Linked DNA regions of Homo sapiens: region 1 is linked to region 2. A link is an interaction called in ENCODE POLR2A ChIA-PET data of the cell type or tissue named here. Cell type or tissue: HepG2. All regions are shown on one strand. Links, peaks and the distances in the headings refer to the core of each region. The heading gives the core; the rest is flanking DNA. Region 1 overlaps COL4A5 (collagen type IV alpha 5 chain). Region 2 overlaps COL4A6 (collagen type IV alpha 6 chain).

Region 1 (4,401 bases), core at 291-4,290, 210 kb before region 2:
TTAAGTAGAAAGAAAGAATTATATATTTATAAATGTAGTGACACAATATTAAAAATTGGTGAATCTGGGTGAAAAGTATACAAGGGTTCATTGTACTATTCTTTAAACTTCTTTGTAGTTTTGAACAATAATATATAGTTTCAAATAGCTAGAAGGAAGATATTGTATATTCACCACATGAAGAAATAATAAAGGTATGAGATGATAGATATGCTAGTTACCAAATCTGATCACTACACATAATATGTTTTGAAACATCACTATGCACCCCATGAATATGTGCAATTATTGTCAATTAAAAAATAAAATTTAAAAAATAAACAAAAAGTTGTATGAAAAGTACATAGACAGTAAAAATAGAGGAACTAAAGCAAAACCAAAAACACATGAATGTTTCATAAAACTTTGGGAGACAAGGTATCACAAAGGCAAAATATGAGAATGAGGAAAACTACCAATAGCCACCAAACCTTCAATAGAATGGTATCTATTATTCCTTCCTCCCCTTTTCTCTCTGTTCTAATTCCTTTCCTGCTTTTATTTAATATTCATCCGACTATGGTGGTAGTATTCGTATTGTTATTCTGAGGCTGCTGTATTTCTATTGTGAAATAAGATAAATGAATACTTTCAGGGTATTCTAATTCTGTCATCCCTTCTGGCCTTAAAAAGCACAATTCTTGGTGGGAAAGACAAAGGATGGAACAGGAAAAAAAAAGTTAACCAGAAGTCTATATATATGGCACTGCATTTGAATTGCAAGTATCAGTATAAACTCATAAGGTTTTATGTGTGTTAATTTTTTAAGATTACAAAGTACTTTTTAAATTATTATTATTTTAACTTTTATTTTAGGTGCTGGGGTAAATGTGCAGGCTTGTTATATTGGTAAAGTCTTGTCACGGGGGTTTGTTGTACAGATTATTTCATCACCCAGGTAGTAAGCCTAGTATCCAATATTTATTTTATCTGCTCTTCTCCCTCCTCCCAGCCTCCACCCTCACATAGGCCACAGTGTCTATTATTTCCTTCTGTGTTCATGAGTTCTCATCATTTAGCTCCCACTTACAAGTAAGAACATGCAGCATTTGGTATTCTGTTCTGGCATTAGTTTGCTAAGGATAATAACCTCCAGCTCCATCTCTGTTCCCACAAAATACATGAGATCATTCTTTTTTATGCCTGCATAGTATTCCATGGTGTAAATGTACCACATTTTCTTTATGTAATCTGTCACTGATGGGCATTTAGGTTGATTCCATGTCTTTGCTATTGTGACTAGTGTGACAATGAACATTTGTGTGCATGTTTCTTTATGGCAGAATGCTTTATATTCCTCTGGGTATATACCCAGTAATGGGATTGCTGGGTGCAATGGTAGTTCTGTTTTTAGCTCTTTGAGGAATTGCCATACTGCTTTCCACAATGGTTGAACTACTTTACAGACCCACCAACAGTGTATAAGTGCTCCTTTGCCTCCACATCTTCAACAGCATCTGTTATTTTTGACTTTTAAAAAACAGCCATTCTGACTGGTGTAAGATGGTATCTCACTGTGGTTTTTATTTGCATTTCTCTAATGATCAGTGACATTGAGCATTTTTTCATGTGTGTTGGCCGCATGTTTTGTCTTCTTTGAAAAGTGTCTGTTTATGTCCTTTGGCCACTTATTAATGAGGTTGTTGGTTTTTCTCTTGTAAATTTGTTTTTTAAATTTGTTTTAACTTTTTAGTTCAGGGGTACAAGTTCAGGTTACTTACATAGGTGAACTGTGCCATGGGGGTTTGTTGTACAAATTATTTAATTACGCAGATATTAAGCCTAGTACCCATTAGTTATTTTTCCTGATCCTCTCCCTCTTCCCACCCTCCACTCTCTGAAAGACCCCATTGTGTGTTGTTCCACTCTATGTGTCCATGTGTTCTCATCATTTAGCTCCCACTTATAACTGAGAACATAGATGCTGGATATTAGACCATTGTCAGATGCATAGTCTGCAAGCTATTTTCTCCCATTCTGTAGGTTGTCTTTTTAGTCTGTTGATAGTTTCTTTTGCTCTTTGCTGTGCAGAATCTCTTATGTTTAATTAGATCGCATTGCCAATTTTTGCTTTTGTTGCAATTGCTTTTGGTGTCTTTGTCATGAAATCTTTGCCCATGCCCATGTCCAGATTGGTATTGCCTAGATCGTCTTCTAGGGTTTTTACAGTTTTGAGTTTTACATTTAATTGTTTAATACATTTTGAGTTGATTTTTGTATGTGATGTAAGGAAGGGGTCCAATTTCAATCTTCTGCTTATGGCTAGCTGGTTATCCCAGCACCATTTATTGAATATAAAGTCTTTTCCCCATTGCTTGCTTTTGTCATATTTGTCTAAAATCAGATGGTTGCAGAGTGAAGCCTTATTTATGGGCTATTATGTTCCATTGGTCTATGTGCCTGTTTTTTATACCAGTACCATGCTGTTTTGGTTACTGTAGCCCTGTAGTGTAGTTTGAAGTTGGGTGATGTGATGCCTCCAGCTTTGTTCTTTTTGCTTAGGATTACCTTGGCTATGCAGGCTCTTTCTTGTCTTTTTTTTTTTTTTTTTTTTTTTTGGTCCTACATGAATTTAAAACTAGTTTTTTCTAGTTCTGCGAAGAATGTCACTGGTAGTCTGATAGGAATAGCACTGAATCTGTAAATTGCATTGGGCAGTGTGGCCGTTTTAATGATATTGATTTTTCCTATCCATGAGCATGGAATGTTTTTCCATTTGTTTGTGTCTTCTCTGACTGCTTTGAGAAGTGTTTTGTAATTATCATTGTAGAGATATTTCTCCTCCCTGGTTAGCTGTATTAGCAGGTATTTCATCCTTTTTGTGGCAATTGTGAATGAGACTGCCTTCCTGATTCGGCTCTTGGTGTGGCTGTTGTTGGTGTATGGGAATGGTAGTGATTTTCTGCATTGATTTTGTATCTGGAAACTTTGCCAAAGTTGTTTATCAGCTGAAGGAGCTTCTGGGCCAAGACTCTGGGGTTTTCTAGATATAGAATCATATCGTCTACAAACAGGAATAGTTTGACTTCCTCTCTTCCTGTTTGGATGCCCTTTATTTCTTTCTCTTGCCTGACTGCTCTGGCCAGGACTTCCAGTACTATGTTGAATAGAAGTGGCGAGAGAGAGCATCCTTGCCTTGTGCTGGTTTTCAAGGAGAATGCTTCCAGATTTTGCCCATTCAGTATGAGGTTGGCTGTGGGTTTGTCACAGAGAGCTCTTATTATTTTGAGGCATGTTCCTTCAATACCTAGTTTATTGAAAGTTTTCAACATGAAGGAATGTTGAGTTTTTGGTTATTTGTTTATTTTGAGATGGAGTCTCGCTCTGTCGCCCAGGCTGGAATGCAGTGGTGTGATCTAGGCTCACTGCAAGCTCTACCTCCCAGGTTCACGCCATTCTCCTGCCTCAGCCTCCCCAGCAGCTGGGACTACAGGTGCATGCTGCCATGCCCAGCTAATGTTTTGTATTTTCAGTAGAGACAGGGTTTCACCATGTTAGCCAGGATGGTCTTGATCTCCTGACCTTGTGATCCACCCACCTCTGCCTCCCAAAGTGCTGAGACTACAGGCGTGAGCCACCATGCCCGGCCGGAATGTTGAGTTTTATAAAAAGCCTTTTCTGCATTATCTATTGAGATCATCATGTGGACTTGTCTTTAGTTGTGTTTACATGATGAATCACATTTCTTGATTTGTGTATGTTGAACCAACCTTGCATCCCAGGGATGAAGCCTACTTGATTGCAGTGGATTAGCTTTTTGTTGTGCTGCTAGATTTTGTGTGCAACTATATTGTTGAGGATTTTTGCACTGATGTTCAGGGACATTGGCCTGAAGTTTTCTTTTTTTTTTTTTCTTTTTTTTTTTTTTGTTGTTGTTGTTGTGTTTCTGCCAGGTTTTGGTATCAGGATAATGCTGGCCTCATAGAATGAGTTGGGAAGGAGTCCCTCCTCCTCAAATTTTTGGAATAGTTTCAGTAGGAACAGTGTCATCCCTTCTTTGTACATCTGGTAGAATTCGGCTGTGAATCCACCTGGTCCTGGGCTTTTTTTTGTTGGTAGGCTATTTATTACTGATTCAACTTTGGAGCTTGTTATTGGTTTGTTCAGGGAATCCATTTCTTCCTGGTTCAGTCTTGGGAGGGTGTATGTGAATTTATTTTTATATTTCTTAGCTCTCTCCACTGAAAAGATGTATAAACAATGACCACCAGGTGTGGTGGCTTGCACCTGTAATCCCAGCTACTCAGGAGGCTGAGGCAGGAGGATTGCTTGAGCCCAGGAGATCAAGGCTGCAGTCAGCCATGACTGCCCCAGTGCAGTGTAGCCTAGGCACAGAGTCAGACCTATCTCTTAGGAGTCCCC
Region 2 (4,401 bases), core at 214-4,213:
GTCTTGATTCCAGAGGTAGGACTATTAGATGCTTTTCTCTGTGGGATGTTAAAAGCTCCTGTAATTACTATGATGCCCAGGGAGAAAGACCAACTCAAAGGGTCCTGAAAGAGCATCTGTTTCCTACCTGACAAATTTTATTGTGGGGGTTATAAGTATAAGGCAGAGTTTGGGGAATCATGAAAGAAGGAAGTCATTGTCTCATATAAAACAGATTTTAAAGCTTGGTCAGCAGAAAAGTCTGCAGAGTACCTTAGAATTGTGCCCTTATCCTGAATTACTGGCTGTGACCATGGCAGGCTCCTACGGTGGACTTAGCTAAGCCCTAGGCTTTGCTATGACAGCCTTTACACCTTTTATCCTCAGCCTTATAAGCTCAGTTTTACTTTTTAATTTTTGAAGACCAAAAGAAAAAATGCTCATTTCTTTAGCCCCAAGAAAGATTAATGTATGTTTGGTTATCAAAGAAATTGTGGTCTCTGTCCTTGTACATGTCTTTGCTAGTTCAAGTAATTGTAGTGACTTTGCATTCCATTACTTCAGTTAGGTTCTCTCTCAGAGCTGACACGAGTCAGTGATTGCTACCCCCTTCACAAGTTGTTGGGGGAATGCCAATACAGCTATGAGCAAGGGAGGGAGCTGTGGAGGAACATGCTGTGGGGCCCAGAGAGGAATAAGGGGTAACCAGGGTTCAGGAGCCAGGTTTCCCCAGAGAGAGACAAAAAGAAAGCAAACAAAAGGAAGAGACAGGTCTAAACAGGCTCCCCAGACAGGGCCCCTTTGCTTTAAGAACAGAGCCTTAAACTTCACAAAGCTCAGGGAGGAAAGGAAGCCAGGGGTTAAACGTGGCCTTTGAAATTCAGTTGAAGAATTATTAACTGAAAATATACAGAGAGAAAAGCCACACATATACACAGCAACATTTGCTATTCTTAAAACCCATTCAGACACTCTATGAATTCAGAAATGTGCTTAAACCTGCATATCCACATAGATACTAATATTGACCCCTCAGGAACCACAAAGGTACCACAAAGACACAGATAATAAACATAAGAAGAGGCTCAACAGCAGGAGGACACAGAGTCCCAAGATGCCTAACGTGGGTTGCTTTTGGAGGCATGTGGCAGACAGTTTAGTGATCTGATGCGATCCATTATCAGAACTGGGGTCCCATTGCTCCTGTAATTGGTACCAGAGTAAGAAATTTAAACTTCTCCCTGAATTTTACTTTTTAAATCAAGTCCAAACTGAGCCAGAGCTCTGAGAGCAGAATAGAAGCCCGTCTCTCCCTCTTCCTCCTCCTTCATAAAAGGAGCAAGGAGACTTGAAGGCCTCCAAGGTCCCTTGGAGGCACCAGAGCCTGCAATGTGGCAAGTCCGCCTGCCCCCTCCCTGCATTTACAGTCCAATGACCCAACGCCCCCAGACCCCAGACAGTTTAACCAGCCCCCGCAGGGCCTCCTTGAGAGTTTCCCAGATTCCTGAGGGGAACCTGATCCCGCCCTGGGATCAGCATGGGCTCTTCACAGCATCCCCGAAAGATCCTTGCTCCTCGGGGATCCCCGAGAACAGCACCCGTTCCCACACACAGCCATCCCTGCAGCGCCATCACCCACCCGTGGCTGGGAGGTGACCTCCCAGGGTCAGTGGTGAGGCCGCCCAGGGAGAGGGCCCGGAGGCCAGGCGGGAAACAGAGCAGAAGCGACAGAAATTCCCCCTGCCAGCCCAGGCTGCCAAGGTAGCCCTGGACAATGCCCTGTCTGACCCGCCGCCCCACCAAGCCAGGCCACGGCCAGAGCCAGAGTGGCCTTCGGCCCTGAGCGACAGGAGAAGGCAGTTCTGAAGCAAACACGGCACAAAGACAAACGCAGCCTGGGAACTTTGCACCAGCTTCTACACTGGAAGGCCTAAAACGTCCCTTGTTCCAAACACCCCCCTCATTCCCCCCAACAAAAGTATTTACCTCATGAAGAAAGGGAGAGCGCTAGACTCACAGAACAGTTGGCAGAGCCAGAAGGGCAATCATCTAGTCTGACCCTTTCATCTTACATATGGGGAAACAGGCCCACAGTAAAGAAGAGACTTAAACTCTGAAGAGTGTTTTTGAAAAGTCTTTCCTTGATTATGAAGGCAAGATGTGTGTGTGTGTGTGTGTGGTGTGTGTACTCACACACACACGTGAGAGAGAGAAAAAGAGGTGTGGGGACGAGATGGGATAGAAAGGAGAAGACAGGAGAGGGGAGGGAAGGGAAGAGAAGCAGAGGGGAGGGGAGGGACTGCATGCAAGCCTGAGCCAAGGAACTTGTGAGCAGGAACACTAATTGCAGTGCAAACAAAAATATCTTTGAGTGTAAGTTGCCCCTCACTCTAGAGACCAGATTTTCTTCCCACTTCCCAGGGGCCCACAGGGACCCAGAACAGGGTAGAGAAATTTGCCATTTGGGGAATACAAGTAAGGGCAGTGGTTGAGAGCATGGATTTTGGAGTCAGATAGCTAATCTTTTAAGCCCTGGTTCTATCATTTACTAGATGTGTAAATGATACACATTTACCCATTGATTCTCAACCATATTGCCCCCCAGGGAACATTTGGCCATGTCTGGGAACATTTTTGGTTGCCACAACTGGTGGGGTCATACTGGCATCTAGTGGGTAGAGGACAGGGATGCTACTAAACATCCTATAATGCACAGGACAGCCCCTCACAACATAGAATTATCCAGCCCAACATGTCAGTAGTGCCAAGGTTAAGAAACTCTGCATTAGGTGAATGGTTTAGCTATTTTCTGAACTTCAATTTATTTATCTGTGACTTGAGAATAATATTACCTATCTTTCAGGGTTGTTAAGATAATTAAATAGGCTAATACCTTTAAAGCAATTAACATAGTGCCTGGCACAAAGTAAGCACTCCATTAATTATTAGATTTGAGTATTATCAAACCCTCCCTTAACTCCACCATCTCCTATAGTTACCATCCTATTTCCCTGTTCCCCTTATAGCATAATTTCTTGAAATATTTGTTTATACTCAAAATTTCCACTTTCCCAATTCTCTCTTGAACCTATTCTAATCAGGCTTTCGTTGCTACCACTCCTTTCTTATAAAGGTCACAAGTGACAAACACATTGTTAATTACAATGGTAATCTCTCAGTCCTCATCTTACTTGACCTACCATCAGCATTTAAAATGCCTTTTCACTCTCTCTTTTTTGAAAAACTTTCTTTGCTTGACTTCCAGGATACTATTCCTTTGATTATTTTCCTACCTTGGTGGACAAAGCTTCACATTTCCTTTGTTCCAAGAGTAGAGGGCTTGGTCTGATTTGTTTTGTTGAATGAATGAATCAACAAATAATATTTACTATGAAGATTAAAAGAGATAATTGTTTAAAGTGCTTAGCACACATTAAGTACTCAATAGTCATCACCACCATCACTACGACTGTTAGCATTGATGTTATTGCTATTACAATTATTCTCCCCTACTGATTATGAGCCCCTTGAAAATCAGACTAATGGTACTTTGTCTTGGTTCTCCTTTGTATAGAGCTTTGTTCAATAGAACAATATATAGCCAATATCCAGAAAACAGTTTCCAATGGGCAGGATTAGCTGAAGATGGCGTGAGAGGAGAAATATTTTATAAAGAGTTTTACTGAGGTTAGAGGTGGGTGGCTAGAGGCTCAGAGGAACAGACATGCAGTAGGAGGTCATACCCTACCCATTTTCACTCTCTGATTCAGAAATGATAGGACCACGAAAGGGAAGGAGTAGCAATTCTCACCCATTAATCATCCCAATACCTCCTTGCCTAGGTATGGAGGAGAAGTGGGCCTGTGGCCAAATATTAGCATGAACAGAGCTTATCTGTTGGGTTTGACAGAGTGAACAACATAAATTCACTTTTCTCACAGTACTGGATTAACTTAATTTTCAGTCATCTTGAACTTTGAGTAACTTTATACACTTTCCTGCTCCTACCACCATCTTTACAAATTTGCAAGTGGCATTTATATTACCCAGAGAATATGGTCCCTTAGGGATAGTCATTAGAGAAAGCACACAACCCAAATCTATTAGAAAACTTTTGAACACTCAAAGCATCCATTAGGTGTTGCTGATCGTTCTGATAACATAATTTGGCAGCATTTTCAGTTAAAATGAGGTAATAACCAAATAGGATCTTTGAACCAAGTTTCTTTTTTCCACTAAAAACAGAATGTCTAGATTTTTATATAATATTCAAGCCATTAACTACCACCAACTGTGGCATTAAATGGTGGCTAGTCTCTCCCTTATCCACTTTACCACTCATACCAAGAAAACATCCATAATTTGGACCCTGACTTGGAAACGTCATTAAATAAAACCCATATGTTTCCAATCCCTGACCAT

Evidence for each region. Peaks named below come from ENCODE experiments on the same cell type or tissue, not always from the same donor. Only the 100,000 strongest peaks of a DNase experiment are listed, where the experiment ranks them.
Region 1: POLR2A ChIA-PET joins it to region 2 with 7 read pairs; 2 of 35 experiments call an interaction of 5 or more read pairs at or near these places.

What each region holds. Positions count from the first base shown.
Region 1 is chrX:108,506,754-108,511,154 of GRCh38, reverse strand. All of the region lies in intron 1 of COL4A5 (collagen type IV alpha 5 chain), which reads right to left. Among named protein-coding and RNA genes, the nearest start is that of COL4A5, 69 kb to the right of the region's middle. In HepG2, for the core only: no CTCF peak of the experiment used is centred there; no DNase peak of the experiment used is centred there.
Region 2 is chrX:108,295,728-108,300,128 of GRCh38, reverse strand. The region is part of intron 3 of COL4A6 (collagen type IV alpha 6 chain); the gene reads left to right. Among named protein-coding and RNA genes, the nearest start is that of COL4A6, 140 kb to the left of the region's middle. In HepG2, for the core only: no CTCF peak of the experiment used is centred there; DNase peaks (open chromatin) are centred at 688 and 1,898; H3K4me3 peaks cover 1,770 bases.